Regions from separate parts of the Homo sapiens genome. Here regions 2 and 3 are each linked to region 1. A link is a loop called in an ENCODE intact Hi-C map of the cell type or tissue named here. Cell type or tissue: sigmoid colon. All regions are shown on one strand. Each heading gives the region's core, and the rest is flanking DNA. Links, peaks and the distances in the headings are about the cores only.

Evidence for each region. A loop is a pair of places that touch in the nucleus more often than their neighbours do. Peaks named below come from ENCODE experiments on the same cell type or tissue, not always from the same donor. Only the 100,000 strongest peaks of a DNase experiment are listed, where the experiment ranks them.
Region 2: a loop joins it to region 1, with 5 times the contacts of the local background. A loop is called at or near these places in 6 of 110 quality-filtered maps.
Region 3: a loop joins it to region 1, with 2.9 times the contacts of the local background. A loop is called at or near these places in 3 of 110 quality-filtered maps.

Annotation. Positions count from the first base shown.
Region 1 is chr3:188,942,196-188,953,126 of GRCh38, reverse strand. It overlaps TPRG1-AS1 (TPRG1 antisense RNA 1), which reads left to right and starts at 5,488. Exons shown (of 2, transcript NR_046873.1): 1 at 5,488-5,848. In sigmoid colon, for the core only: CTCF peaks have their summits at 5,430 and 5,633; DNase peaks (open chromatin) are centred at 2,086, 4,396, 4,936, 5,426 and 2 weaker places; H3K4me3 peaks cover 1,654 bases; H3K27ac peaks cover 3,279 bases.
Region 2 is chr3:188,216,380-188,227,310 of GRCh38, reverse strand. LPP (LIM domain containing preferred translocation partner in lipoma) reads right to left here. Exons shown (of 12, transcript NM_001375462.1): 2 at 1,784-1,906. Among named protein-coding and RNA genes, the nearest start is that of FLJ42393, 43 kb to the right of the region's middle. In sigmoid colon, for the core only: no CTCF peak of the experiment used is centred there; DNase peaks (open chromatin) are centred at 6,200 and 6,740; H3K4me3 peaks cover 4,287 bases; H3K27ac peaks cover 3,754 bases.
Region 3 is chr3:188,707,072-188,718,002 of GRCh38, reverse strand. It overlaps LPP (LIM domain containing preferred translocation partner in lipoma), which reads right to left. Exons shown (of 12, transcript NM_001375462.1): 8 at 9,610-9,736. Among named protein-coding and RNA genes, the nearest start is that of MIR28, 24 kb to the right of the region's middle. In sigmoid colon, for the core only: no CTCF peak of the experiment used is centred there; no DNase peak of the experiment used is centred there; H3K27ac peaks cover 556 bases.

The DNA of each region.
Region 1 (10,931 bases), core at 1,868-9,867:
AGATTTTCTCCTCCTGCTCATCACTAGATTTTTGCACTGCTTAGAGATGATCACAATCTCTTTGATCCTTCTCACACAAAACTTCACCTCATATATAGGAGCAGTAAGGTAATAGTTTCAGTGGAATCTGCTGTCTCTTGTGATGCTCTGAAATTTGGATCTTTTGCCTGAACTAACATCTTAGGAGGGCTTCAGTCAGTTCACCATTCGTAAGTGGATTTATTTCTTCATTTCGTGCACTAACTTGGGTCCAAGTGAACCTTTATTTATTTATTTACTTACTTACTTATTTACATAAACCTACTTGAAAAGATATATGAGGAAGCTTATAATAAAAATCACAAGTATTTTTAAACCCAACTATAAAACAGGAGCACAAATGCAGTTATACTTAAACCTAAGTAGATCCACCCAAATTTTTAATGATTTTTTTTTTACTATATAAGTTCACTGATGAATTTTCCATCTGAAACTTTATATAAAGCAACTTAACAGATGCTATCTTTATAACACCATTATAATAAAGGCTCTTCTATGTACCAATGTTACAGCAAACCTTGGTAAGTGTCGGAGGTGTACTATCAAGTTGTACTTTGAAGATAGAGTTCTGGGGCCTCCAAGCCATGTAGTCCTCATTGATATAAAACTTCCTGAAAATTTAATAGGAAGATACAGACAGATTTGAAATATCTTGAGAAATAGCTAGTTTGCAAGAACCCCTATGCAGTCTTTCGTTTTGTTTTGTCTTGTTTTGTTTTTGAGACAGAGTTTCGCTCTTGTCACCCAGGCTGGAGTGCAAGGGCATGATCTCGGCTCACTGCAACCTCCGCCTCCCGAGTTCAAGCAACTCTCCTGCCTCAGCCTCCCAAGTAGCTGGGATTACAGGTGCCTGCCACTACGCCCAGCTCATTTTTGTATTTTTAGTAGATTCAGGGTTTCGCCATGTTGGCCAGGCTGATCTCAAACTACTGACTTCAGGTGATCCGCCAGCCTCGGCCTCCCAAAGTGCTGGGATTACAGCCGTGAGCCACTGCGCCTGGCCAGTCTTTTCAAATATTAGCTCTCTCAGCTGAACTAGGAAGTAGACAGCAGACACGTCTAGACAGAGGTCGCTGGCCAGGCCCTAAAGTGCAGATGTGCTGTGCTGTGGCCTAAAGAAAGATACCCAGAAAGTTCTTCAGACCTGCTAGAGATCGTGAGGCTGCTCAGGCTTCCTCCCTAAAGAACAAGGTCTCTGGACTTGGCTTTGTGTCTAACAAAGCAGTTACCGCATTCCCACCTCTTCCCCTGACCCAAACACACACACACCCTCCACACACACACGTCAATATGACAAGCTGTTTCCTCATGTTCTTTAGTATAGAATCACAGCATATTAGACCAATTTGCTGTTTAACCCATCTATTTAACAGATGAGAAACTGAAGCTCAGACAGAGGGGAGCTGCCATTTGCTTACAAGGTGACAGACCCCAGCTCCCATTTCTGCCCCTCCATGAAACAGTGTCTCACTGAAACACACTGTGGGTCGTGCCATGCTCCTGCTCAGTCACCTCCACTGATCTCCCATAACCCTCAAGGGAGTCCAAACACCCCAGCCTTGGCATCAGAGCCCTCCACAGAATAGCCTTATTTGGGTTTCCATCCCAGTCTCCATGTTCTTCTTCTTGATTGCTGGCGAGTGATCTCCTCAAAGGTCTCCTGCTCCCACGTAAACAGACCAGACTCATTCGCATCTCCATCTCAACATGGATTCTCCTGCCCATTCCCACGTTCTGAGAGCCTGTTCTCAGTGAACTGGGATGTCCAGAAACGAAGCAAGGTCATAAAATGGCTTCGCATACCCTCCACGTGTGCCTCTTCAGAGCGTCAAAATCACACTATGGCTTATTTTTACTTTTAATAATATTTTTGTGTGTAATTAGCAAGGACTCTGAAAGCCTCAGCCCCCTCCTGTGTGGTAGGAATGGCAAATACGCCCATTTTATAGGGGAGATGAAGGAAGTGAGACCCAGTGCTGAGAAAGGGCATATGATTCATGTTTCAGCAAGCAATGAGTCAGAGGAGGAGACGTCGACCCAGGCTTCCTGATGCTGAAGCTAGAGCTCCATTCACACGGCTGGGCGTATTGCCTCTGTTACTTCCAAATGCTTGATATCTTGTTTAAAAAGTCAACAAACACTCACCCCAACAGGCTGACTTTTGAGTAAGTTTTTTATTATGATGAAAAAGCACAAGAGACCTTATCTTTTCTGACCTCTGAACAGAACCTAGAATGTTAACTACATAGTTTATAATAAAGAAGCTTCAAGCTTTCCAAGTTGTGATCCTCTCCTAAGGCAACTGTGTAAATAGAGGCAATTCTGAAAACTTGGACTGTCAAAGAAATTGGGCAAGTCTGGCTGGGCGCAGTGGCTCATGCCTATAATCCCAGCACTTTGGGAGGTTGAGGCAGGCAGATCACCTGAGGTCAGGAGTTCGAGACCAGCCTGGCCAACATGGTGAAACCCCATCTCTACTAAAAATACAAAAATTAGCCAAGCATGGTGGTGGGCACCTGTACCAGCTACTCGGGAGGCTGAGGCAGGGGAATCACTTGAACCCAGGAGGCAGAGGTTGCAGTGAGCCGAGGTCATGCCACTGCACTCCAGCCTGGGTGACAGAGCAAGACTCTATCTCAAAAACAAAAACAAACAAACAAACAAACAAAAAAAGAAATTGGGCAAGGCCAAAAGTCCAGTTGAGGCTGGAAATGATATATCGCACCAGCTGTGTTCTGACCTTCTCTAGTGTCTGATACCTATTTCCAATATCCAGTGGCTGTTCTACTGTTTAGGGGCTGAGAAGAAGGGGTAGGATTGTGGTAAGTGATTTCTCTTGTTGGGTCAGAGCATTTTGAAATCCTGGAAAGGCTTGTCAAAAAGAAAGTGGTCATAGGTCATTCTGCAGTCCTTGAGAGAAGAGGAACAAATGGTAGCCTGCCTCCAGAAAAGGAGTGAAAAGGGTAGGGCTGAGAGCCCCAGTGACCTGGGTATAAAAGATCCTTTAAATGCCCTTTAAGGTACTTTGCCACATTTACTGAGCCCCTGCTAATGTACCATGTACTTGGATAGAGACCCTCAGTAAGGTGACTGTATAATTTATCATCCAAACCCAAAAACTTCAAGGTGAAGGAGGGACCTATTAATAACTAATTATACCAAGACAGAGTCATAAACTGAGATGGCAAATCAGGATGTATTATGATGTACCTTATGATGTACCTTAGCCATAAGGTACATTTTATATTATACCAAGACAAAGTCATAAACTGAGATGGCAAACCAGGATGTATTTATGATGTATTATGATATACCTTAGCCATCAGTATTGAGATCAACAGCAGAGTTTGTATCCACAGAGAAATCTCTATGGCATAAGAGGGATCTAGCAAGCACAAAAATGGCATAACCCAAGGCTGGCTGGGTGTACTGAGACTGAAAGAGAAAGAAGTGACATCTAAATAGAGGAGATGGCATTGAAGCTGGGTTTTGAGGGATGTGAAAGATTTGAATGTGTGGCAGAGATAGGCCAAATAGAGGCCATCAAATTCTGATGAGTTTAAAAAATTTTTTAAGACATCTCAGCCAAGGCCCAAGTGGCAGGAAAGCAGGAGGCGTCCATGGAGCACCGCGACCAGCCAGAACCCATCTGATGTGGCTGCCATGGAAGGAGTGGTAAGACCAACGAGAGATGAGGCAGGAAGGGTGCTGATGCCAGGCTGGGCTTGGTTCTAATTTCCTAGAGAGCACCAGGAGCGAGCTTTCCTCCTCTTATCAGCATGGCTGCACAAATCTCCATTCTCCTCATCCTGGACTTTTGTTGAGACTGCTCAGACCCACATCTCGTGGGCTGCTGCTAGTCTTACCAGGCTGACTGTCTTCCCTCCAACAAGGAAGGGAGTCTCATTTGAGGAACTGCACAACCTCTTCTGGTTTCTGTACCGGTCACTTTCTCTCTCTAGCCACTGGAGAAGTGGGTTGGAGCATTAGGGGGAAGTGTCTGTTTGGCAACCTCACAGGGCTAGAAAACTTGAAGAGGGTGGATTTTAGGGGCTATCCCCTTGAAAACATTCAAACGTTTGAATCTTTCTGGTGAGACCACTTGTATTCCTATTTTCCAGGAGTACACACAAGGCCAGAGGCACTTTGGACCTCAGGGCTTTCAGAGGGGTGAAAGACAAGGCGGTCAGGGAAAGACTTTCTCATTTGGCCTCACTGTTTTGTGATGTATGTCAGGAAGGTGTTATTGTGGTGAACAATGGAGAAGAAGGGAATTTAAAAGCAGAGAAATGAGTGACTCACCCAAGGTCACATAGCAAGTAACAGAGCTGCAAGCGGCTTGAATGCAAATCCCCTGGACCCAGGCCATGTATTCATGAACCTACCTCAAAGCCTGCTCTCAGAAAGAAGTGGAAGAGGGAGAGGAGGAAGACAAGAAAGAAGAAAGAGGAGGGGGAGGAAAAAGAGGGAGAGAAGCAGAGGAGGGGAGAGACAGCAGAGCCCTTCACTGTAGGTGAAGGACCTGGAACCTTCTCCTTTCACCCCTACTCACCCCCACTCCCTTAACTCCTCCTGGACCCAAGAAAATGTGTCCAAGGCTGTGCGGTAGGGAACGGCTGCTGGGTAACTTCTTTGCTGAGGCGCAAGCATGGCCCTGCGGGGTTGCTGAGCCTTTCAAAGGTCACTTGTAAACTCTGATGTGGCGCAGGGGCTGGCCCGGAGGGGCTGGGGCCTGGGCCAGGACGAGAGGACGGGCCTGCCTTTGGTGCCTAGAAATCAAAGCAGTCAACCTTGGGCTTTTTCTTCCCCCTCACACTGAGGCACTTTTATTGGCGAGATGAAGGGAGGCAGAGCGGGCCTTACAGTCCTCGCTTTGCTTTTGGAGGTTAATGACCCAGTTAGCAGCTCTTGGCTGCGTTTCCGACATTTTGCAGACATCAAGCCCCGCGTCTCTGCCAAGTACATTCTGTTCCCTGGAGCACATCCAGTGCATCTCAGATTACTATGTAATGCGACAAAGAGGGAGAGGTGGCTGGGAGGGGCATCGGGGAGCGGGGCGGGGAGGGGAGAGGGCGGGACGCAGGAGCGTGCGGGGAGGAGAGGAGGATGCCACTCTAAATATAGCTGCCCTCCTGGAATGCATCTTTCAAGGTGCTTATTTACTGCACAAGAGTGATCCCAGAGTGAGGGTACGATTGGGCCCTGTCGTCCAGGAATCCTGGAGCGCCGAGAGCGAAGCCCAGAACCAGGGCGAGGACAGACAGTGGGGGTGGGGAGGAGGCTGCAGGAGGCTCCTGGCTGGGAAGGGCTGGGAAGGTGGAATTCGAAGGGGGCGGGGCTAGGAGGTGGTGGCCCCGCCCACAAGGCCGCCGCCCCGCTTTGCAGCTCGAGCCTGAGCTGCAGCCTGCGCGCTAATTATAGACGTGAATGGAAAGCGGCCGCTTCTGAATGATCGCGTTGCTCGAGCTGCCGTTGGAAGCTTAGAAGCAGGTGCTACCGTGCTAGATACAAAGCGATCTATTTAAAAGCCCTCTGTCACGCACGCACACTTACTGACGAATCCTCTGGCTCTCTCCTACCACCGCCCGGTGGCGGATTCCGGAATTGGTTCAAAAGGCCTTGATCCCGAACACCCAGGACAGAGACAGAGTACTTTTCCTACCTCTTTCGCCTGCATCCTTAGAAAACTCCCGTGGATGAGAAGATCCCCAGGCCTTTACAAGCTGTTGTTTTACAAAAGGAGAAACTGAGGCAGGAAGAGGCGGTGGATGTGCACCAGAGCACGTGGTGCGTCGGTGCAATAGCTGAGGTAAACTTCTGGTCTCCTGACAGCCTCTCCATTTGCCTTACCGGGTTGGAACCTGAAGCAAGTCTCACTTTAACGCCGTTAATTTCCAGGCATGGATCTTTAGCCAATGATGAGCATCCTCCTCCTTTCCTGGTTCAGCGCCTGCTCCCTCCAGTCCCCACCCCCACCCCACTCCCACACGGAAAACTTGCTAATGCTGGCTGATTCTCATTGCTGGGTTTACTAGTTCAGGCCTGGAAACTGGGTAACCTCAATAACTATGACCATTTCAGTATGTGTGAGTCAATCTAATGTGCCCTCCCTCAGCATAATCCTGTCACGAGGAACGACGCAGGGGGCAAAACCTAGACTTTTCTTTCCCATCAGCATCTTGGCTGCACCTAGTGCTCACAGCCAAGTGTGTTAATGCACATGATGGCCTAATCCAGTCCATACGAGCACAGTGAAAATTCTTATGCCCATTTTATGGAATCCCTGTAGAAATGGAGTCTTGGAGGGAGGAAGTGACTTGCTCACAGTCATCTGCTGATGAGTGGTCGACTTGAGAGCCAAAACCAAGTTCTCTACCCTCGATGTGGGCTATGTCCAGTATTCATGCTTTGGCCTGCAAGGGGGAGCAGCAATCCACTTAGTAATAAAGAGGGATAAACCTACGTTCCCTCAGACACCTGGAGTGTCCTGAGGATCTCCACTCTGACCATTGGCCTTTTCTGCCTGTGGGTCTGGGGCCACTCCCACGCTAATCCACAGTATTAAACTGGGCATGGAGAGCTGCTGTCTTCTCTAGAAACCGAAATCTCCAAGTCCAGTAACTACATTCAGCTTCCAATAACAAGGCCAATCCTACTTACCACCTGGACCCATCTATGTCTCCCCACCTTTGCTGACTGCTTTGGACTTAACTCTGCCTGTGTCTCTCTTGGCTATTCCTGTAACCTCAAGATCTCCACCAGGGCAGATGGATAAAGAGGCAGCATCCAGTAACATGCTGAAAAAAGAAGGGAGAGGGAATAGGTGTGGATGATAGAATATTTTAGTTGTTTTTTATTTACCTCTTGGAAGCAAAGACTGTATCTTAGTCTTTGTAAGTCCTCCTTCTTCCCAACATATACAAGGTCCAGCCAGCCCAATGCACCGAGCATAGCAGACAACCAGAAATGTTAAAGAGTCATAAAACTTTCACATGGCTGTGGAAAATTGTATATACCTAGGTTGGTCACAGTCATGTTTCTCTGATAACAAAGATAGGTAGTTTTACAATACTGACAAATTATTTAAGCTTTCTAAGTCTCAGTTTTCTCATCTGTAAAATGGGCATAATTGTACCTCAAAGAAGCAGTACTGGCAGTGCTGAGCCAGGAAAAAAGCAAAATGTTCGCATGTGAATGGTTGTATCTACAATCAGGCTACTTAATTTGGAATCTGAATTCAGCTATGAGTCTAGCACTATGACTAGTGTCAGCACTCAGTAGTTCTTCTCACACAGGGTTGTTCTAGGAATTAAGCTGGATAACATATATGAGCACTCTGTACAGTGATATAAGATTGCTCACATACTTTATTATTAATAAATAAAGTTGCCCAGGGTTACACAGCTAACATACAGTAGAACTGGGATTTAAATCCAGATATGCTCCTGTCTCTGTCCTAGGTCTCCAGTCTCAAGTGCATAATAGTCATCATTACTGAGCACTTATTCAATAATATGGTTTTGCATTAACTGTGTCTGCTTCTATTTGAGATGCAGAAATAATAGACATGCCTTTAGGTTGGAGATAAGTAGGTAAGGGCCTAGGACAGATACACAAGTAACTGTGTAATACCAGTCAGTGGATGATGAGCGCTCTGATTAGCACAATAAACCAAATGCCATGAGCACCAGGGAAGAACAAGCAGATACTCCCCAAGGTGGGGAGAAGGGTTCAGGATGGCTGCAGTGAGGGTAAAGGAGCATGAACAGATCCTGGAAGAATTGGTAGCATTTGGACAAGTGGAGGTAGAGGTGAGGGAAGTTCCTGATAAAGGGATCAGCAAGAGCAAAGACCCAAAAGCAGGAAAAGAAAGGGAGGATTTAGAGAACAGCAAGCTTGCCAGCATTCAGAGAACATAGTGCCGGCGGAGAATGAGCAGGGGCAGAATGAGAAAGCACACTGGGAGCTAAGCAAGGAGACCAGGTGTCCCAGGGAGCCAGGGCAAGCTCAGCAGGGCCAGGTGAGTCTCTCTGATGACATGGAGGGCAGATGTGCTACAGTCTCAGGATGATAATGAGTGGAGAAATTTTGCTCTGGGGCCAGTTATGAGGCAGCAGAAGCTAGGGTAGCTTCATAGCTCCTTTGTAGCACCTCCTAGATGTTGTATTTGTGTATTTACTTGTGTTTCATCTTTTACGTTGGCCTATAAACTCCATGAGAGATGGGAACAGGAGCCTTTCCTTTCTTACTTGTCCCAGGGCTTACCACAGTGACATCCATAGTAGGAGCTCGATAAAGACTTGATGAGCAAGTGAATGCTTCTTTGACCCCAAGGCCAAGAGGACCACCACAGTGATCCAAACGTGGACAAAGGTTTCTCCAAGAAGGTTGTTCCTACCTTTAACTTCAGTAAACAGGTAGCCCAGGGTGGTGTAGAAGAGTTTAAAATTCACTGAGCAGGAATGCAGGACTTCTTTAATGATCCCTCAAATATATGTGCTGCAGTTTTAGAAAATGAAATCAGAAAGAACTGGGGAGAAAAGAAAGAAAAAAAATGAAACCTTGAGCTGAAATAAAACCCTTCCTGTGACTCTCTATCTCTTAGTTATCTTAATTACCCATCTTCTGGTTTTAGTCTTCCCTCTCTAAAAAAAAACAAAAGAAGGATGAAAGGGAAGAGAGAGAGAGAAGCAAAGAAACTTGCCCGAGAGAGCTATGAGTTTAGGCAACTGATTTTGTTGTCTTCTAAAGCCTTCTATGGCCTGGCTCCCTTCCCAGCTCAAGTTGGGAAACAGAAAAGAAATCCAATTGGTTTCCATTGTTAAGGGTTTGGGACAAACTGCTGATAGAAGCTGTGCCAACTGTCCTATCCTGGCCTTCTTTAAAATATGAATGTCATTGCCTTTTGTCATTCCACTTGGAAAGGCAATTTAGTGCTATGTTTTTTGAACAAGGGGACAGGATTCCAGGGCTGGAACAAACAGAACCTAGAGGTTACCTAATTCCACTCCTTCATGTTATAAAAGAGAAAACTGAGGAAAAAGAGAGAGGAAATGACTTGTTGATGGCTGCCCATCACATAAGTGATGGAGAATGGCAGAAAGGGATGAAGCCTTCTCATTTTAATGTTAGTGCTCTTTCCATACATGATGACAACTTCTTTAAGAGAGAACTCATATTTCTCTGAAAAGAGGGTAGTTTTAGAGAAGCAGATCTGGATTTAAATCCCAGTTCTACTGTACATTAGCTGTGTAAGCTTGGGCAAGAACCCAGATCTTCTGCAATAACAATAGTCATCATTACTGAGCATTTATTTTGTGCCAGGCTTAGGACAGCTAAGAAACTGGCCCAAGGCTGTGTAAGTTGCAAGTAGTAGAGCCAGTTTGAACCCAAGTCTGCCTTATTCTAAATCTCATAATATTTTCATAGTAGCACATTTCTTCTGTATGCCTCAGCTTTCTCATCTGTGAAGTAGTTATTTTTAAGAAGGAATAAGATATAAAGTGCCTAGCACAGACTTGATATACAGTAGGTGCTCCATAAAAATCAGCTACTATTATGTTGAAGGAAACCTTTTGAATGTATTGTGTTACACCTTAGATCTTACCATTTTGATTATATTACTCAAGAATGTTGCCTATTATCAATCATCATCCTCACACTCATCAATCTCCACCAGCACTGTCTCAGCTTTCCCCGGATGTGTCCTCTCTCGGGGTTACGTTCCAAACATGGAAGATCTAAACAGACAGGTAGGGCAGGATGGGCACTGAACCTCCTCGTTGGTGCTGGAATGCTGAGGCAGACAGGTCAGGTCTGACAAGAGCAGCTATGGCCACTCACAGATCCAGGTGCAGGAGCCAGGTGGGTTGAACTAACTAGGGGCCAGATTACAGGGATTTGGGGTGAGTAATGCCTAAGGTGAGCAGACCACAGCCTCTGAAAGGCCAATTCATAGGAGGAGGGTTCAAGCTACCATTTCTGGCAAAATAAAGACAAGACGTTAGCTAGGAGGAAATAAAACTGGGTAAGTAGATCACCAGAGAAAGAACATAAAAACCAGGATTAAAGCAAAATCCATTTGGAAGGAATTGAGATTATAAGGGATCTAGGACCTCTAAAGATGACAGATGAGTCTTCCTTCCTCTGACTATAAAAAATAATAAATATCATGAAATAGTCTCGGTCATAAATTGCTGTGGATACATTTGTTTGGAGTGAAAGTATAAAAACATTCATGAGAATGATATCCACTAAATTCAGGAGAGTAGATTCCTCTGTTGAGGTTGAGAGTGAAAGAAGGAGGGAGGAAAAAGGAAATGGAAGGTGGAATCTTTTACTTTGCGTGTTACGTTTAATTTATTTTAAGAAAAAAAGAGATCTGAAGTAAATATGGCAAAATGTTAGGATCTGTGAATTCTGGTGGTGAGTACATGGCATCTGTTATGTCTTTTCTGTATGGTTACATATTTAATAATTTAAAATAAAAATATAAAGTCATAAATATATTTAAAATCTAATAAATTTCATTAACACTAATATGTGGCCTCATTGTAGAAAATCTAGGGACTTTATGAATAATAACACAGAAAGATAATGAGTTTTAAATGTTCTGATGTTGGCTAGCTGACCTGATATTTCCTAGATACAACAACAGGCCGTATTCCAAGGGGAATTTATGTAGGATCTTTGTAGTAAGTTAGCATACTGACAGCCCATATATGTGCATTAAGAGAAGAATTTCTGGATTCTTCAAATCACACCATCTGCCCAATCATTCAAAAAATCCGCACTGCTGCCCTCTAACCTGGTTACCCAGAAAGTCCCATTTTAAAATAAGATTCAGGATCTTGTACTCTTATATAAAAAGAAACCCTAAAAATGCTTTTGAA
Region 2 (10,931 bases), core at 1,673-9,672, 730 kb after region 1:
ACCTAATGCTAGATGACGAGTTAGTGGGTGCAGCACACCAGCATGGCACATGTATACATATGTAACTAACCTGCACATTGTGCACAGGTACCCTAAAACTTAAAGTATAAATAATAATAAATAAATAAAAAATAAAAATAAAATAAATAAATAAAAGTCTCTTCCAGTCTGCTCTTGTTAAGGAAATCTCTCCCTTTCTATCATTACACACTTGATTTTTTTAAGTCCAAGTGCAAAGCTTCATACTTATCACAGTTTAATTATAAACACTGAAAAAACTCAAGACATAGAGGAGGTGACAAAGATTTTTCATTTGATACTTAAACGTATGCTAGGGGGAATATATTCCAGATCATGTTTGAAATTTTAACAGACACTAAGGTTTAAGCATCAAACCAGTGGTTTCCAGCCTTTTATGTAATATAGATCAATAGGCACACAGTCAGTTGTACTTTTAAGATACACTGATTAAGAAAAGACAGAGAGACAAAACACATCTATAAACTCAGTCACACTTTTAAATGAAGTTAGTTTTTTTTCAATCACAATGGCATCATCTCTGTTTTGGAAAACTACACCACAAATATGTCAAGGTGTATTAATTACTCAGTACAAAGCCAATGCTGGGGGCATATATGAATTGGCCTCAGCCAATGGGGACCATCGAATCAGGATCCTAAGTGGAAGTCGCACCCAGAATTCCCTTACTAATTTCCTCAGCTTTCCTTAGAGCCCAGGGTATTCCACACTGTTGATTCTTTTTACCACCCCGATTTTTTAGAACATAATGTTCTACTCTACCCATTAAGTACAGAGGTACACCAAAACACAAGGGAAAGTTTACCTTACCTGGTCACAATTCTCCTTTCTGAGCACATAACAGGATTTGCACCTCACATCCTGGTGGAGCTCTGGCAGGCCCTTTAAAACAAAGGCTCACACCCTTTGCCTAAGCAAATTTAGCCTGCTCTGCCCCAAAGGGTTGTTATAGAAATAAAATGAGGCTGGGCGCAGTGGCTCACACCTATAATCCCAGCAATTTGGGAGGCTGAGGCGGGTGGATTACCTGAGGTCAGGAGTTCAAGACCAGCCTGGCCATCATGGTGAAACCCCATCTCTACTGAAAATACAAAAATTAGCCAGGCATGGTGGTATGTGCCTGTAGTCCCAGCTGCTCGGGAGGCTGAGGCAGGAGAATCGCTTGAACCTGGGAGGTGGAGGTTGCAGTGAGCCAAGATGGCACCACTGCACCCCAGAATGGGCAACAGAGCAAGACTCCATCTCAAAAAAATAAATACATAAAATGAAATGAGATCACAAAAGAAGCAGCACTTTGCACAAGGGCAAACAAGAGACACTCAATAATACTGCTTTCTTTCCTTGTAAATGCCCAAACACTGTTCAGTGACATTTTCATTTTGGTCTTTCCATTTCATGAACACTTTCTTCCATGCCAAATGAGAAAGAAGGAGGCAATACAATTGCTGGCAACCTGAAATCATCGTTACTCCAAATTTTCCTCCAAGTTCAATGCTACCACCTTCCAAGAGCTGAGCTCTGCCTTTGCTTTGCCACACATTTTATTAGCATGGTTATATATTGTCTATTGCCATAAAAGCAACTCAAGAAAGAAGGAAGGGCATTTCAGTTCTTCTCTTATTCTTAATGCATCCTAGTTACTGATGCCCATACTTTAAGTGGAAAACACTGATGTTTAAAACTCATTAAAACATATACATTGATTTTAAAAGGCAAATGTGTTCTTTTTGTGTGCGGGACTCACCAATTGAGGAAAAAGATCTTCCCTCTGATGAGCGTCCAGTGGAACAATGAAAAAAGCAGAACACAGGGAATCAGAAGACCAGGTTCTGTCTTCTGCTCTGTCTCTGAGCCTCAAAGTTCCCACCTATGAAAAACAGAAGGGTGTTGCTTATGTATCTCTAGGGTCTTAACCAGCTTCAGAAATTCCCAGGCTTATAAAGTCTCTGACTGGGCCGTGGTTTACTTCTATACCTCCTAAACTCCTAGTCAGATCCTGGCACTCTTATTTCACTAATTTGACTCAGAATGATGGGGAAAGAGAATGCTGATGCCTCAGTGTTCATATCTCAGCTCTCCTAGTTCTCCTGGGAAAACAGCTTCATCTTAATAATGGAGGTGAAAGAGGCAAGTCAGTTAGATACTCAAATTGTAGGGAAGAAAAAAATTAACAGATAAACCTAAACTATACCAAATAAAAAAAGAAAAGGAATATGAGTTTGGAGACAAATTTCTAACTATAGGACCTAATGTTCTTTGAACTTTAGTTTCCTTGCCTGAAAAGTGAGAATCAGTGAGCAGCAGAGGGATAAACAATCTTGACATTTCCCAGTAAGCCGTCCTTGATATCATTTGGATATGTGTCCCCTCTGAATTTCATGTTGAGTTGTAATACCTGCTGTTGGAGGTGGGGCCTGCAGAGGTGATTGGATGATGGGGGCGGATTTCTCATGAATGGTTTAGCACCATCCTCTTGGTGCTGTCCTCACGATCACGAGTGTGTTCTCATGATATCTGGTCATTTAAAAGTGTGTGGCAACTCCTCTGCCTACTCCCTCTCTTGCTCCTGCTTTTGCCATCTGAGACACCTGCTCCTCCTTTGCCTTCAGCCATGAGTAAAAGCTCCCTGAGGTCTTCCCAGAAGCCAAGCAGATGCCAGTGCCATGCTTATACAGACTGCAGAACCATGACCCAATTACACCTTCTTTCTTATAGATTACCGAGCCTCAGCTATTTCTTTATGGCAATGCTAGAATAGCCTAATACAGCCCTTATTACAGGTTTTATTTCATTAGCAACTATTATTGTTTTGCTAATGATTACACAGTATGTATGCCAACAGACAAGTATCCCAAGGCAAGGGCTGTTATAAAACTTGTCTTTCATGTATGCAGGAGAAATCCACATACGAGAAACTACCATGCCCATTTCATTGTTGTCACTGTAAACATTACCTAGCCAATCATACAATTGTTTTGTGTACAAAACAATTCCAAGTTCAAAGTTGGGAGGGATTTTTTAAATGACCCACCTCAACTTTTCCAACTGACAAGAGAACCCGGTGGCCTGGGTAAGGAGGTGACCTCTTCAGGAGCCACTTGATCCACTGGATCAAGTGACTGCTTGCTTTGACAAAGGACAACAAAACACACTGGGCAGAGGGACTTGTGCTTGGTCACATGAGTCACACCTAGAGCCAAACCAGGACTTACAAATCCAGGCCTCGAACACCTATTTCAACGCTCTCCCAGTAACCTCAACAGCAGACAGAAATTAAGTAGGCAAAATGGAGTATAATCACTATCAGCCCAGAAAAGCAAGGAGTTTCCTGAGACCTAGTGGTCTTCAAGGACATTGGAATTCTGAAAGCCATTTCCACTGAAAGGAGAGAGAGGCATAATTTCAAACTTACTGAGAAATGGGTTGTTAGGAAGCCAACATTAGACCTGTGAACAATGCAATTTCATAAAACAAACGAAAAAGGTTGTCCCTACCCTCACCCGCAAGCTGCATAAAACCAAAGCTTCTCCTTGCAGAGAGAGATACAAATCACAACAGTTTCTACAACAGCAGCAAAGGGCATCTGACTTCCCAGATTTTTAAACTTCACTGAAAGGAAGAGCTCTCCACCCTTGGCCCTGAGGGAGTCTCACTCACACTCTCCAGCTTCCCTCCAGGCACAAATGAAAGTGGTCTCCATTTTCCATAGCCAACTTCTCTTTTAATAATTTTTTCTTATTTTCCATAAAGAGAACAAGCAGCTTTGCTAAAGAACCACTGTGAAATGATTGAAGTTCCCATGCAAACAAACCATTAGCAGAGTTCAAACGCAATTTAAATTACCAGTTGTTAAAGTGCTTCTCAATTTCGTGGTAAGTTTCCAAGGAGAATTACATGCTATATACTATTTAATTGGTTGTTTTCTATTTTTTAACATCCATTTATCCCCCCCACCCGGTTATAGTTCAGAAGTATCTATAAAAGCTTCCCTTTAAAAAATTATACATTGTTGAATAGATTAAATCTAAAGATTGAAAAGTATCAGAGAAACAGCTGCAGGATCACGCAGCTCACCAGAAATTGATGGTTTTGACACCACAAAACATGCAGAATTTTAAATCTTAGGAATCACCTAGTAGTGCCCTCACTCTTTACAGCTGAAGCACCGAATTCCCAAAAGGGAATGATGGAGTTGGCCTTGAGTATTTTCCCTGGTCAGCGACAAATTCAAGATGAGACACATTATTCCAAACTCCCAGCTCCCTGCCACCTCTTCCACATGTTGCCCATAAATGGCAGAAGAAGATGGTATGAAATAGCTGATAAACTTGATTTTCCACCTGTATTTTTTTTAAGAAAATATAAAGCCCTCTTCAAATATACTCCTGACCTCAAACATTATGGGCAATGGCAAGTATCTCTCCAAAAGAGAAGAAAATAAGTAAAGGCTGATGAATGAGTACAGTTAAAGGAGCTCAAAACAAGACACTTTATGAGCAGATTCTTGGCAGGAAAAGTCAAGACACTAATCTAGATTCATTAAACAAGTTATGTGACATCAACACTGCAGATTTTCACAGTTCTATCTGGCCCTGAATTAGTGCTGCCCCCAGAGACAGAGAAAGAGAGGATAAAAAAAAAATCAACAATGTGAAAGCAAGTCTTGTCATATCTGTAAATGGAAAGGATTTCTAGAAGCCATCAGGAGTGCAGTTTGAAGTTCCAGACTTTGATATTGGACTTGTGTAAAGGATTTTCTCAAAGCTCAGGTTTCTCTGTCTGCAAAACAGGGTTAATATCATCTACCCAACAAGGTGTATGCAACCATTTCCTGGGATCCCATATCTAGCACGTATGGCACAAAGCCTGCACACAATATGCACTAATTCACGTTCACCCCTTCCAAGGCTTTTATAATTTCTCAAAGCCTATAGTTCTGTGATTCTAATTTATGTGGACTAAAACCACGTCTTGTAAGCCAAGCATATTCCCTAAGTTTGTTAGATACTGTATGTCTCCTGACTGTAAACTCATTTATTTTATCATTTGAAAAAAAATTCATAAAAATTTATATATCTAAGTACTTTGCTTTAAAAGCAAACTTTTTGGAAATGCTATTTTTAAATGGCCTCCAAATCCACATTTTGAAACACACACACTAATAAAATCCCAGTTTCATATCCAAGACCTTATTTAAACTTTCCATCAACCATAAGAAAAATTTCCCAATTGAACACTGAAGAAACTGAGGAACGGAGAAGTTAGACACTCATCCAATATCTCTAGGCTAGTAAGTGGTAAAGCCAGGATTTGAACACAGGCGTTCAAAATCAAGTTTCATGACACAGGCTTTATTAATTTATAATTACAACTATAATATGGACAGTTCTTCCTCTAGAGGTGGAAATATACCTTTAAAACTCCTGCTATTTTCATATTTCATGGAGCTTTGGGATAAAAACAAAGCCTACATTTCAAACTATTTTTTTAAAAGTTCACATTAACAGCAAGTAAATCTTTCCTGAATTCTACCTTGCTATTATATTCTTAAGTGAAATAAAAAGCTCAGAACCCTGGCACTAAGCAGACATCTACTGGTATGTGGGAAACAAACCTGAAAAGGGTTAACAATTAACTAGCTGATATCAGACCAATTCAAAAACAATTCGAATGGCCGGGCTCATGATCAAACAAATCATGGGAACCCCAGTATGGGCTATGGAAACCACTCTGGCACAACTGTTAGTTAACAGAATGTCACATGTTCTGCATTCAGGGGCGCACCAAAGAGAGGTTTGCTAACACCTTCTGTCTTGGATAACACAGTGTGTGGACCTAGCAGGTGTAGGTGCTGAGTTGGACATGCCTAGGGGTGTCGAAGAGCCTCAATGGGGGACACACTGGAACACAAAAGACAGAATGAAAAGTGTAGAAAAGCACGAGTACATGCAACGTCCTTTTGAGGGTCTAAAAGTTCTCTGCAGATGATGTGACTTCTAAACGATGCCTGAACACCCAAGAGGATTTCCACGGATGAGGAGGAGAAAAATAGGCTCAGGGAACACAATGTGCAAAGGCCTTGAGAAGGATGAGTTCAGGGTGTTCTCAGAGAAAGTGACTAATCTGGTGAGGCCAGTGACAGAGGATGCAGAGGAATGTGGTGGGACACACGCCTGGAAAGGGATGTGGCAGCCAGAGCCTGGAAGACCTTGTATCTCATGTTCTAAAGCACTTGGATCTTAAGCCATAGGTGTTGCGTTTCGGGAAGTGACACAATAGAAAGTTAAATGGTAGCCCTATCCCTTTAAGAAATGAATCCCTTTCCATGGTCAGTTTCCAAGCATAGCAAGGGTAGGGGAGCTACCTATGAAGGGATCTTCTCCCTGTGGCCCCACTCACAGAGAAGTCGGGGGGCAGGTGGCTTTCAGAGTTGCTCTTAACCCATACCTTCAGTGACCCTTTCCTCTAGGTCTGAAACTCTCACCAACATAACAGACCCACTGGAAGGCCCAGGAAAGAAACAAAGTTTCACGTTCCAAGCAGGACTACCACTCTGCCTTCAGTGAACTGCCAGTCCCACCCAACTCCTTGAATCAGAAGAAGCTGGTCTGGAGACAGGCTCCATCCAGCCTTTCTGCTGTCTCTTAAGCAGGAGCCAGAGGCCTACCCAGCTTGTACTCTATGTGCCTGAAGCTCAACATCACAGAGCTCACAGAGTTCTCAGCCAGGCCTGAAACCTCGTGACATGAGATTAGTAATGAGCCTGTGCTGATGTCACCACTTAGGTTGTATGGAATCCTCCTTTCCCTTAAAGGAAACTTTGTAGCAGTATCCATATGTCAAGGCCTTCAAAGATGCAATGCCCTCCCTGCCCTTGAAGAGCTCCCAGTCTAGAAGGAGAGATAAGACATCAAGTAAGGGAGGACAAGTGCCACAGAAGAAGCACAGGTAACAATGCAAATTTTCATACCACACGGTGACATGACATGAGGTGATGTCATAAAAAAAAGTCATGACAACAAAGGAAAGGAAAATTGTTGACGATTCCAGATTTACGTGACCTCACCGGGAGAATCAGACCATTTTTATACTACTCCTGTCAACATGGTGGGTTTCAGGGGGAGCACCTATTGTATCACACCCATCTGGCAGATGGGAAAACTCAGGCTCAAGCAAGTTAACTGACAGTGAGGAAGTATCACAGCCGGGATTCAAATCCATATCCCATGCTCATATGCAGCATACATTTGTACTCTATTGCCTCACAGCTAACTGTGGTTGAGTTAGCAGAACAGAGAACACAGAGATCACTTCTAATGGATGGGAGAGCAGGTGGTGATCAAGGATTATTCCCTTCCCAAGATGGCGTCTGTGCAGAAGTTTACAGGAGGATTGGGAGTTCTATGAATGAAGATTGGAGAGGTTATCTCAGGCTAAAGGAAAGGCATGTGCTAAGGCATGAAGGTGAGAAAGTGCAAGATATATCTGGGGGTTGGTAGGAAATGTGTTTGATTTAAAGATATGTAAGCAGGAGCATCAAGGACCCACATGGACCCACAGTGGACCGATGTTGGTGTCCATTTATGACAGGTCCTGGATACCAGGGGCAGGAGTTTTTACTTAATACTGTTAAGTACTAGAAAAGTAATAAATGTTTCACAGCAAAACTGTGGCATGGTTTCAGCTTTACTTGGGATTCTGTGCTCTAACAGTAGGGCTATGCAAATAGCCTTTCAGCACCTGAGCCAGGGTCAGGAATAATGCGCCCTTGGGTCCTTTCAGGTCAATATACAGAAAGACATTGTTCCCTGGCTATGACTTCAGAGGTAAGAAAATCTACACCTATTTCATAGAGCCTGACCATCATCTTAAGAGCCTCCGTGACTCATTAAATATTAAATTCCGGGCCCCGGCTAGAGCACAGGTACCCTCAATTGGTAAACACAGCATGGGGAACAGGATAGAGTCAAAGAATAAAAGGAACTGTGCTTGACCCTTGGATTCTACACTTATTAACTATGGAATTTTGAGCAACTTACTTCCTTTTATCAAGGGTGCAGTTTCTTCATTTGTAAAATGGAAACGATAATATGTATACAGCTAGGTTCTTGTGAGAACAATCAAGTTGTGAGATTAAATATGAGGACGTGTGATTCCTACACGCAGGCTAACATGTTTAGAATAAATCCCCCCCACCCCGCCCCTAAAAGCCACCATGTTGAAAGGGTAGTATAAAAACTGCCCCATCTTCCTGGTAAAGTGATCTAAATCTGGATTTGTCAACAATTTTTTCTTTCTCTGTTGAAAATTGAGCTGTATTCCCCAGGCAAGTCATTACATCTTTTTGTGCCAAATTGTTTTCATCTTTTAAATGACCCAGTAATCCCACTTTGGGCAATATACATAAGGGAATAATCCAAAAGGAAAAAAGAAGGCAATTTGTTCAAAGATGTTATTCATAGTGCTATTTCTGGCTCTTTATATATCCCCCTATTATAGCACTTATCTCACTGTGCTGTAATTATCCACTCCCCTTCCATACGCCTCCAAATTATCTTTGAATCAATCCCCAGCACCTAGCACAATGCCTGGCATACAGTAAGAACTCAATAAATGTTTGTCAACTCAATGAATAGGTAATATAAAAGAAATTTTAGAAGAAACTTGAATGAGCAATAACAAAACACTGTTTTTAAGAGATTATGCTAATTATTTGAAAACCTGGTAACTACAGACTGCAAGAGGGGCGCATGAGAAAGCCTCAGAAATGAGTTTTAGATGACTTAGTGTATGATTTCTGAGCATCTCTGGGCTTAGGCTGATTATAGTATAAGATTGCCAGGGGATACACAGGAGGATGAGGTCACAAGCTAAGTTGCTTTGGCCTGGTGGCTAGAGGATGGGGCTTGGTCAGAATTTTGGATTCTCTACCTGATTCAGCCACTACCTAACTTCTCCAAGACCTGAAAAATGAAGTATCTGCAGGAAAGCCCAGCCTGTTAAAAGGAATTACAGGGAACTGCCAAAGGGCAGCAACTGTGAATTCAAATGTAAATGAAAAAAGAGGGCTGGTAGGTGCCCTTGGACCGCAGTCCAGTCCTCAAGACAAGGAGAGGCTTTCAAACCCCAGCTCTTCTGGGCTCCCACTGAGCCTTCCAGACCCATCTCACATGGAGATTGAAGATTCCTTACCAGGGAGTTTACAGGAGACAGAAATCTCTGCATGAACAGACAACACCATGAAAAAACAACATGTTAAATACAGCCCATAAAGTCAGCATCACTCTGAACGTTCCTCATTCTTGGTGGGAAAGAATGTTTTACAAAAATACCCAGGGAGAGCAAAGGAAGCTGCACGTTCTGCAGGGCTTATTTTGGGGCGTTCCAACAGCTCTCAGCTGGGAAGCCAAAGGCAGGAAGCCACCATCCTCTGTGCACTGGCCCAAAGCTCAAGGTTAGAAACTAAATGGGAGAGGGGTGAGAAACAGATACTCTTTGGTCTTGGAACGCCAGCTGCTTATCTGGGCAACCCCCTAGGGCACCTATTTTCATTTCCCTCTGAGTATCCCAGATTCCTGCCCATTTAGCTCAGCATTTCTCTGAAGGAAATCACACTTGAGATCCTATAGACGATCACTCCCAAACATGCCCCAAACTTACCTCTCCTGCCCAACTTCTATGCCCTAGTCAAAGTTACCACCACATCACACCTGAATTACGGTAAAAGTCTAGCCTAACCTTCTTGCTTCTACCCTTGACTCCCTTTTACTATCAGGTTCCCTCCACAGCAGCTGGAAAGATGCCTGTAACACATAACCCATCACATCTGGACTCAGGTCTAAGAAGCTCAGGTCTCTCACTTACCACCACCTGCTAGACCCTATTCTTTTCTCCTGCTTCTTCCCCTGCAGCCCACATCCTGCCAGCACATCAGTCTCCTTCTGTTCCTCAAACACAAACTCCTTCCCACTTCACAGCCTTGACCTTTGCATTGACCGTCTCCACTGCCTGCAGTGCTCTTCCCCCAACTTCTACAAGGTGGCCTCCTTGTCACTCAGATCTCAGCTTAAACATAACCTCCCAGAGTCCTTCCCCACTCACTCACAGTCAGAATGCCCTTTGTGACTCCTCCCTTGGGTTACTTATCAGTCCCTCTTGTTTAAGTGTTCCTTTATCTGCCTCCTTCACACACCTGCAGCAGCGTGTAAGCACCAAGAGATCGTTGTTGTGTGTGTCTTACTCTTTGCTCTAAATCGAGTACTGGGATAATGCCCAGAACAGTGCAAGGCACCTAAGTGGAAACTCAATAAAGATTTAATAAAATTAGATGAATACATGCCACGGATGGAAGAAGCCTGACAGATTGTATAAAAGGATAGTAGCCCTGCACTGTGGCTAACATCCTGGGCTTTGGAGTCAAATACACATTGGTCACTAATGCCTTTGCCCAAGAGCTATAGCGGTTTGGACAAGCTTTCTCACTTCTTTAGGCCTTAATTTTCTCAAAAGTAAAATGGGGATAATAGCACCTGCCTTGTGGGAGTGTTGGGAGAGTTAGAGACAGGATGCTTAGTGTAAAACTCAGCACAGCCTAAATGTTCACTGTCATCAACAGTAACCTCCTCTTTCAGGTGAGAAAAGTGAGACTCAGAAAGGGGCAGGGCATTGCCCAGATGAAACATTGCATTATGAGCAGAGTTAGGTGGGGTGTGGTGGCTCATGCCTGTAATCCCATCACTTTGGGAGGCTGAAGCAGGCAGATCACCTGAGGTCAGGAGTTGAAAACCAGCCTGGTCAACATGGTGAAACCCCGTCTCTACTAAAAATACAAAAATTAGTGGGGTGTAGTGGCAAGTGCCTGTAGTCCTAGCTACTCGGGAGGCTGAGGCAGG
Region 3 (10,931 bases), core at 1,455-9,454, 230 kb after region 1:
CTAAAAATACAAAAATAATTAGCCTGGCATGCTGGCATATGCCTGTAATCCCAGCTACCTGGGAGGCTGAGGCAGGAGAATCGCTTGAACCTTGGAGGTGGAGTTTGTGGTGCACCGAGATCGCACCATTGCACTCCAGCCTGGTCAATAAGAGTGAAACTCTGACACAAAACAGACAAACAAACAAACACACTAGCCAAATTAATAAAAAATTAATGTATGCTAAGATAGAACACATAAAATGCTCAGAATTATTATTTATTTAGTGCTGTAAACATATACTACTCTGAACAAACATTACCAGAAGTCACTACCACAAAAGAAAATATATCTAATATGCCTCATTAACTAGAGAACATTCTATTCCCACAACTCAAAGATACCCTAAACAAAAAGTTAGAGAGAAACAAAACCAAAAAACCCATTTTTCCCCCCAAATCAATACAACCTTCTCTCTAAGCCACTTATTGTCTAATTTTTCTTCCATTGTGGTTTTGGGGTTTTTCATTAATTAGGTCATTTATCTGTGAAAACAAGATCCACTAAAGGTAGCTGCCTACCTGGAGTCATTTCCCAGTTTGTAATTGATAGAAGCACTTTGGAAACCATTTTCTTGTCACATAATAACACAAACTATGAAATACAAATTACTTTACACCTCTCAGTTGAGATCCTCTAAGCACTTTACAAAGTAATCACATCGTTCCTTATACAGATTAAAAAGCTAAAACATGAAGTATGTTAACTCATCTATCTTATGGCCCATGACCAATTCAGCAACATGGTGTTAACAGCACAATGGGGTGAAAAGTGAAAAGAATTTAAAGTCTGTAGGCCTGTGCCCCAGGGCAATTCTGCTACTTACCTGCTTTATGACTTGTGAGGGTAGTGGAGAGCCCTGGGGAGTGGGGAGTCCCTTAATCACTGAAATCTTTCATTTCTTCATATCCCAAATGGAAATAAACACACTGTCTATTTTGTAGGACTGCTGTCTTGCTCAAGTGATATAACATGTAGAAAAGTGCTTTAAAAAGCATTATATAAATGTTAGTTGAAATCATGTAATAATAATAATGATAATCTAGGGGTAGACCTAGAAGTTGGATGCAAGACGCTAACTTCCAAACAAGTTTAGCGTCTTGTTTGTGCCTAAGTCACAAAATGTTAGAATTGGACAGCACTTATGAAGTATAATCTAATCATCCATCAGTTGCTTGAGTACCTATCACCATTTTCACCAACAAGGGATTATTAGATTCTGACCTAGAATTTTACAAAGACTTTCTTCTGTCTCTTAAGAAAGTGATTTCATTACGCTGAATGGGAACTGGCCAGACTCCCCTCACTTGCCTTTGTTGCTAATTTTTGAATCACAAATATTAAGTCAAATTCCTTTTCCACATGATAGTCTTTCAACAGCAATGAGGGCTCTAGGTTTTCCTCTCTCCATACCTTCAACTGCACCTCAAATCATGGTTTCTAATTTCCTAAGCATCTTAGTCAAGTCCTCTGGACAAGCTCACTTATCAACTGGTCCCACTAGTGCAGAAAGAAAATGGACCATCCTCCTCATTGTTTTTTTTGTTCTGTTTCTATTCATGAACATTCACTGGCCCTCCATTTTCATCTTAATTGAGTTGATACCAAGGCACCAAATACAATGAGCTGGCATAACCAATAAAGTGACCGATCATAGCACTTTGTTCATGTTAACGCCTTTCTTCTCTCAAGGCTTAGCATGTGCTAGGTCCCTGCTGCCTCATGCCTTCACTTTTGTCTAGCTGTCCTTTGAAAAATGAAGGCCTAGTTCCACTGGAACAAACTCCTGGTTTTCTGCAAAAATTCTCAAAAACTCCTACTAACAATACTCAGAGATGAACAAAAAGTTTCCTTAGATAAATGCTAAGTTCTGAGAAGATAATTTACCTGGCACTGCTCTGAAGGATTCTTCAAATAGCTCACTCAATAATTTTAAGGCTCACATACTTCTGCTTTTTTTTAAAGAAGGAATAAGACAATATCATATAAACAATGTCAAGATAATTACAGCTCTATGCTTAAAAATCTACTGTCAGATATTTCCAGTCCATCCTTAGATGTATTACAACATCCATTTCCAGAGATACTGTCTTCCAACAGTGTTGCCTTCAGCCTTGAGGGCTCCTCAGCCAGAATATTATTATTTGGAAAAAATTATGCCATAGTCACAGACATGCATGTATGAAAAGCTTCATATACAAACACGCTTTCTCTTACAAAATGAATGAAAGCATAAAACTTAGAGGCTCTGGGTGTATTACTTAAGGCTGTGGCTGTATCAACCAACACAGAAAAGTCTTGGACAATTTCAAAGAGATATCTCAAGGTTATCTGGAGAAAAACTCAACTTTGCTTTCCTTTAGCTGCCTAAAACTGTTTGAAAAAACAAACTTTAAAACTGGCAACTAGCCCTGTAGATGTCCCAATTTTCTGAGAATAATACCTTTCTCTCCTATTCATTTTAATACTCAATTTAAAAGTTTTCCATTTTCTATTATAAGCTCTGAATTGACTCTAAATTATAATAATTTACAGCTACTTCATCGCCCCATGTTCCTTTTTTTTTTTTTTTTTTTTTTTTTTTTTTGAGACGGAGTCTCCCTCTGTCACCAGGCTGGAGTGCAGTGGCACGATCTTGGCTCACTGTAACCTCCGCCTCCTGGGTTCAAGTGATTCTCCTGCCTCAGCCTCCTGAGTAACTGGGACTACAGGTGCGTGCCACCATGCCCAGCTGATTTTTGTATTTTTAGTAGAGATGGGGTTTCACCATGTTGGCCAGGATGGTCTTGATCTCTTGACCTCGTGATCTGCCCACCTCAGCCTCCCAAAGTGCTGGGATTACAGGCATGAGCCACCCCTTGTTCTTTTTAAGTATCTATCACTAGAACTGAGAGCCTCCTTTAGTATCAACATATTTTTCTAGTTGTCTAGGAAAAAATTTGCTCTAAAATGCAAGCACTTGAACCAAGGCTTCCTGTAGATGAGCTGGGCTAAACACTCACTGTCTGGTTTATTGAACTGGGTAAGAATTTTCTCCTACCCCCAACTTTCTACTATGTTTCCTCCCTTTCCTCTACAGGGTAGTGTTTAGAGGCCCTCTCAATGACACCAGTATTAATGGAAAGACACAGGTCCATGGTAAGGAAATCTGTTATAGCCAAAACTTAAGTCCAAGTAGATGGCAAATGCCCACAGTATAGAGACTGTATCTTCCCTTTAGAGATATAGACTCATCCAACTGCTTTATCATGGTTCAACATCTGTGGCATTTACCTAATACTGTAATGCGACAGTCACAAGTTATAATGAACATGGACAAAAGAAGGCATGGAAACACTAAAACTATCACCTTTCCAGAAGAAATCATTAAAAAAAAACCCAGCTGAGACAGTTAAGGGTCCCTGTTTGTTATATTTTATAAAAAAACCTGACTTGAAAAAATAAGAACGGTGGCTATTAGTGATTTGCCTTCTCCCATGGTCAAGAGAAGAACTACAGACTGCAAAATGGCTGATAGGTAGGTATTCGGTAGACGGTCTTCCTAATGTATGTACCTCAGCCATGTCACAGCAGTTAATTCAGGATGTTTAAGATAGTTGAAACATATCAGTGACATCGAAGTCCAGATTACAAACATGTAATCTTGGGCAGAAGCAGTCCCTCCATCTCTCACTTGAAGATCATAACTTCATAAGGAAAAGTTATGACATGGGAGAGAAACAGCCAGTTACTAACATTCAGCAGGAACAGCATTTATATACCTTTCTGTAATGGTAATGTATTATGATAGACATGAGATCAGAAGAGTGAGGCCAAATTCCAAAATTATTAGCTATGTGAGCTTGAACAACTCACTGAGCCTCTCTGAATCTCTATTTCCCCATCCAAAAAATGAAATGAAGACATCATCGCCAGGTCTGCCAGTCATGTTGTGGCTGCGACTTGGTTTTTTAAACATATGGAGCTCTAGGTAAATATCAGCTTTTGTCATCACTACCACAATTGTCCTCATCTCACCAGCAATAGAAGATGTGTATGTCTGGTAAAAAATAAGAAAAAAAGAAAACGATAACGGGAAATTTCAAAGACCCACTGTAGTCATTAAAACAGGAAAGTTGAGAAGGTGCAGAAATGTCAATCTCTCTACCCACCCAAGAAGGGATTCTTAAGGTAATTCATTTGTGACAGGCTTCAGTACACTTTTAGAGAGGAGGGGAGTCCTTATAGTTGTTGCAGTTATAGCATCTCTAGCTGTTTTAACCTGAGGTGATTCTGCCTCCCCACATTTATCTCTATCTCTGTTTGTCTACGTATATCTGTCAATCATCCCTCTCTCTCTTTCTGTCTCTCTCTCTCTATTTCTGTCACTCTATCAATATTTCAAAATAAAACTGTAGACACAATCATACCTCACCTTATACTGCAACAAATAGCTCATAAAAATAAGATTTTCCTACATAATCACAACACCATTAATATCATCATGAAATTAACATTGATGTATTATCTAATATATCATTGATATTCAAATTTCTCTAAGTTTGTTACCAATCCTTTACAGCTTTTTTTTTTTTCATCCAGAATTCAATCAAGACACATGCCTTGCATTTGAATGGCATGTCTCTTCAATTTCCTTTAATCTAGAATAGTGTTTTATAACATTGACAGTGTTGCAGAATTCAGGACAGGTGTCTTGAAGCATGTCCCATCATCTGCATTTTTTACTTCCTCATGGTTGGATAGAGCTGAAATATTTTAGCAAGACCACTGCCTAGACGATGCTGCAGACTTCCTACATTCAGTTGGCACATGCCAGTCTGTCCCATTATTGAGGATGTTAAATTTCATTACTTGGTTTAAGACGGCTTCCAGGAGACCTCTCCATTATAAAAGTTCCTTTTCTCCTTTGTACTTAAGTCATCTGTGAGGTGATCTTCTGGTACCTCTCCCAGTACTTTTAAGCATACGATAATTATAATTCAATATAAATAAAACTGTTAAGAGTGATGAGGGGCTCCGCAAAGAAACAAGAACTATAATAACATATTCATGAATCATTCTACTTATGAAAAAAAAAAGAGTGTCTTGGAAGCAAAGCAACATGACCACAAAGGAACCTACTCTGTTGACATCATTTATTTACATTTTGTTCACTCTCACTCCCAAGTACAGCCTGTAGTCTAGCAGGAGATCTACAGCATGAAAGCACTTAATTACCTTCAGTAAATCAGCTACAGTTTAAATAAAAATTCCAGCATTAAATAGGCAAAGTAGTAAAGAAAGAGTAGGTGATGGGGTTTTGGCAGGGCTGAGAGGATAGTCCTGCAAAAAAGAGAAGTTATTTAAGGGAAGTGCTTGGCAATGCTATTTGCAGTCCAGAATAGGCCAAAGGTAAAACTCTGACAGAAAGGAAGAGAAGACTTTATCGCTCTTGGGTCAGGCCCTGCTGATGCAAACACACTGCTATGTATTCTTTCCGCTCATCCTCAGGCAGACTTATGGACTCTCACATAGCAGCTCAGTCACACCCAACACAGTGCTAATATCTGCACTAAAATCCTTGACATCTGTGACTCTCTTGTCCTTCCTAGGAACCCGTGAGCCCCATGAGGGCAGAGCCTCTGCATTTGGGTGTCCTGAACACCCAGCACAGTAGCAGGCACAGAGAAGGTGCTTGAGAAATGTTTAAAGCACGGAACAATAAAGGACAGTTCTTTTCACTAGTCCTTTGCCTCTTGATTTCATCTTGCTGGTAAGAAGTGCATCCTGGCTCTGGAGTGCATGTTTTTAACCACTATCCACAGAGCAGTTCTCATGGCATGTGATCTCAATGTGCAAGGGCTCATTATAGACAATAACGTTCTTAGCCTTTAGCCGGACATTGACAGCCTTCCCTAGATTGGTCCTAACCTACTACTTGAACCTTATTTCCCAATATTTGCTACTTCTCACGTGGACACTTCACTCCAGTGGTTTTATTCCCTGTTATGTCAAAAACTCCCCTCATGAGAAATGACTTCACTTCTCTACTATCTTCCTACTTCCAAATCTCAATTAGCACAATTTTAAAGACTTACTCAAAGGCTAAGTATTCCATAAATACTTTTCCATTTCTCTCTCTTGATTTTCTCTTTCCTTTTTCTGAATTCTCAAAGAACACTTGGTGAACATTGATTAAGTCACTTGTCACTTTCTGCCTTGTGCTTATAACACCATAACTCTGTACACATATCCTATTAGACTATAAGAACTTCAAAGGTAAGACCCACATCTACCCCCACCACCACCTAGCAGAGCAGCCTGAATATTACCATAGGCACTTTTTTTTTTGTTTTCTACATAACGTAAATTTTCTTTAAATAATCCTGGCCTCAACTTATATTTTGTTAATTCTGTGTACCTAGAAGAGAATGCTCATCTCTTATTTCCCATCTGTCCAAAGCTAATCTCCACCATAAACACTCTTCTAAATATGTAGCCTGGCTAGCTTTCCCCATCTTTTACAGTGTGGTGTGTAAATGTACAGATCTGCATTCTAATTCAGTTCTGCAATGTATTAGCTGTTGACATTAGGCAAATTAATATTTCTGTGCCTTAATTTCAAAATCTGAAAATGATAATAGTATCTATTTCACAGGGTTATGTTTTCCTATAAGAGTGAAATGAGTTAATTCCTATAATGTAAATAAAATATAGTGCTGCCATATCATAAGCACTCAATAAAAGTTAGCCATTTTTCCAAATTCTCAAATGGTTATTCATCCCCATTTGGCAATGATTACTTACCAGTGACATACGTTCTATTGTTGCTAGGAACTTAAACTTAAATTGAGCATTATTAATGGATTTTTAACGAGCATATCTTATGTCTTAAATAAACTATAAGCCCCAAGAGCATGGGAGAACCTTGAGTATTGTATTGAGCATATTCTACATGCCAAGAACTTGGCTAAGTGCTTTGTATAAATATTTCATCCATTTCTTAAAACAACAGTATAAGCTAGTTATTATTCCCATATTACAGATAAAACAAAACAAAAATGAAGGTTTAGAGGGAATAATACTTGTTCAAGTTTTCTAAGCTACTAAGTAGTAGAGCTTGGACAGTTCTTGAAGGGAAAGGTAATAATTTATATCTGTTTCCCAGAGTGTTCAATATATATTCATTCATGCAATTAGCATCTATGTTCAGTTTTTTTTTTGTGGCAATATATTTTGTTGCTATGATATTTGAAGCATATATACTTGGTAAGTCAGCTTTTCCTTTTTAATAGGACCTAAATACAGAGACCTTATTTTTCACTTTTAAAAAATGTATTTTAGACCCCATTATAAACCCTCCTCACATGGCAATGACAAGAGCATTAATAAACTTTTTGTGTATTTTGATGTAACTAGAAACCTTCGTGGATTTTCTATGTTTTGTTTTACTGTTCTCCATGCATTGTTGTTAATCTCCATCAATTTATGTTTAGCTTTATTGTTATACTTTAGATTAAGGATGTTTGTACATTGAACTTATTACTGTTGAAAGAAATGCTAGAGAACATTTGCCCCAACCGTTGATATAGTGAGGTGGGAAATGGGGCTCAGGCAGATGGGTGACATGCCAGTATTGCTTGGCCAGCGAGGGACAGAGAAGAGACCACAACCAGATGTTTCATTCCCACTCTTTTTGCTCTTTTAGCTAAGCTAAACTGCCACCCCAACACAAATAAAAGCCAGGGTTTTCATATCCTAATACCTCCTACTTCATCTACTGTGTGTTTTTGGACTGGTGTGGTCAGTTGACCTGTCATTACATATTCCCATATAGGAGCAAAAAAGACATGAAAATAGAAAATATTTGAAGAAGCAAAAATCCTGTGCAATTTCCCCATCTTTGTGCCTTTACTAATACTGTTCCCCAAATGTCGTTTCTCTATTTGTCCTTAAAGCAGTGCCACTCAAAAAGTGGTCCATGGATGGGTGTCTAAGAAATGCTTATCACCCTGGATGAGATAAATACAGGAACAAAGGATTAATATTTAGAAACTAGTATAAAAATTTAAAAGAGTAATTCGTTAACAGTTAACTCTAATAATGATAAAATTTCATCTTCCATTTTATTTTGTGTCTTTTATTTCCCTAGTAATTAATTTTAACTGACTCAACAAAAATACTGGTCTCCAACAGATTGGGAGGAAAATGGTCTTCTACCACAGAAAATGTGAAAGGCACTGGTTTAAAGGGCTCAGATTCAAGTGCCACCAATTCTTTACCAAAGTATTCCGGATGCTCCTAATAAATGGAGCTTTTAAAACTTCTGGCCGGGCGCAGTGGCTCACACCTGTAATCCCAGCACTTTGGGAGGCTGAGGCGGGTGGATCACCTGAGGTCAGGAGTTCAAGACCAGCCTGGCCAACATGGCGAAACCTCGTCTCTACTAAAAATACAAAAACTAGCCAGGTGTGGCGGTGGGCACCTGTAATCCCAGCTACTCGGGAGGCTGAGGCAGGAGAATTGCTCAAAATCCGGAGGTGGAGGTTGCAGTGAGCCAAGATCACGCCAGTATACTCTAGCCTGGGTGACAGAGCAAGGCTCTGTCTCAAAAATAAATAAAATAAAATAAAATAAAAATAAAATTTGCAACAATTGACCTAAGCCTTCTCATGTCTTTTATCACTTTCTACCTAGACTAGTAATTATTTGTATGCTTGTCTTACCTCTTTCTGAACAATTTTAACCTCACTGAGGACAGGTTATGCGTCCACAGAACCTCACAATCGGCATATAATTCATAAATTTGCATTATATTCATGGATTGGAAGGATTAACCATTCCTAGTTATTAACAAGTTTGAAGAGGGGAAAATTAAAACTACAAAGAAAACATCATTTCTTCAACTGAGATAGAAAAAAAAATTAAGAGTACAATCTGGAAATTGGATATCAGACAATATCCAATTCCACATTTTTTACTTGAATCTTTAGACCAGTGAGAAATGGGAACATACACAGAAATCCTATTTCTGCCTAATGGGAAGCTAATAAGTTGTCAAAAAATGTCTTCTTTTTTAAAACAAAAAACAAAAACAAAAACAAAAAACAAAAAAACAGGGTCTCACTCTGTTGTCCAGGCTGGAGTGCAGTGGCACAACCACAGCTCACTGAGCCACAGCTCACTGCAGCCTCGACCTCCCAGGCTCAGGTGATTCTCCAGCCTCAGCCTTCTGAGTAGCTGGGACTGCAGGCACATGCCACCACACTCAGCTAATTTTTGTATTTTTAATGGAGACAGGGTCTCCCCATGTTGCCTAGACTGGTAAAAAATAAGTCTCAACAATAAAATTTGTATCTAAGGAAACTCTAAGGACCACTGAAATTTTAGTATAAGCTAAGTAGACATCACATCTATGGCAGTCTTGCAAATGCAAATCCTACAATTACTTAGTTGTGCGGGGATGTATATCAACTCTCATGCATCTGGACTCAAATACTTTACCAGTGGAGCTGATAATAGTTCCAATTACTAAGGAAGGAAATCAGAGCAAGATAGTTACTTCAGAAGTCAGCTCTAGGCCCCACTCACCAAAGTATTCGTCAGCAGGTGGATTTTCCATGTCATACAGCATCTTTTTGGTCAGGTGCTCAAGCTCATCCTCTGGGCGGAATGAAGGGGCAACTGACGAAGGCCCCAGTTGCCCTGAATGGCCACCCTGAAAGGCAGAAAGCACACAGTCCTTTAATTGCCACCTAGACCATCAACCAAGGCAGTCAGCCTAAACAAGCAGCGATTGCACTGGAGAGGAAAAAGCACTGGACGTGGCTGTCAGGAGACCTGGGTTTTAGAATTAGTTTTATCACTTATTCAGTGGCTAACCTTGGACACATCTCTTTACTCATTTGCCTTATCTAGATGAGTCATCTATCAGGCTTTAGAAATCCATGTTTACAATAGGAAGAATCTATTTTGTTCAACAATTGCTAAGTAATCACTATTTGCTGTTATACATTTATGAGAAAAATAAATTGAGTCTTTCTTTCTTATGAACCTTACAGTGAAGTGAGAGATACAGGCACATTAATAATTAAAGAAAAACAGCTGCAGGAAGAGCAAAATAAGGGTATAAGGTGGGACCTCTCGCATAGCCCGCGACGGACTTCCTGAAGAGAGGGAGCAGAGCAGGCTAGGCCTTATTCAGCTAAAAGGGAGAAAACATACAGGTAGAAGTTTCTCACACTCAGGTGAAAAAAGTCAAGCAGCATAAAGAGCTTGTGGAAGTTGTGTACTTCGGGACCACATATAAACTTTGAGATAGGAAATGAGATAAATCTTATCGAGTACAGGAGTCCAGAAAGCGAACATTTTGGTTCTAGTTCTTTTGTTCCAGTTAAGGAAGTTGAGTAATTTCATTTTTCCAGCACTGCAAACAGCCAGATTTCAAATAGTGATGATAAGTCAGTAGCATTGACACTGGGTTGGTGTTGAAATGGGTGGGTGAGAGCAAAGCTACGAGGATGTGAAGACATACAGAGCAAAATGATGGACTTTGGGGCTTTGGCGCGGCCAGGTTGGGCAGGGGGGCAGGGATCAAAGACTCCATATAAAATGTATAGTCTTTTATCCCTCATCCCCTGTACCCATATGGGACATGCAGGGCCACTGGGGCCTTTGTCTATTCCCCCTTCATTCCACCCTTATGGGTACAGTGTACACTGCTTGGGTGATGGGTGCACTAAAATCTCAGAATTCACCACTATAGAACCCATCCATGTAACCAAAACTCACATGTACCCCAAAACATACTGCAGTAAAAAAAAAATTAAAAAATAAATAGGCGGGCGAGCCAGAATTATAGCAATGCAAGAGAATCAAATATCAATTGAGAGAGTACTTGAGATCATCAATGA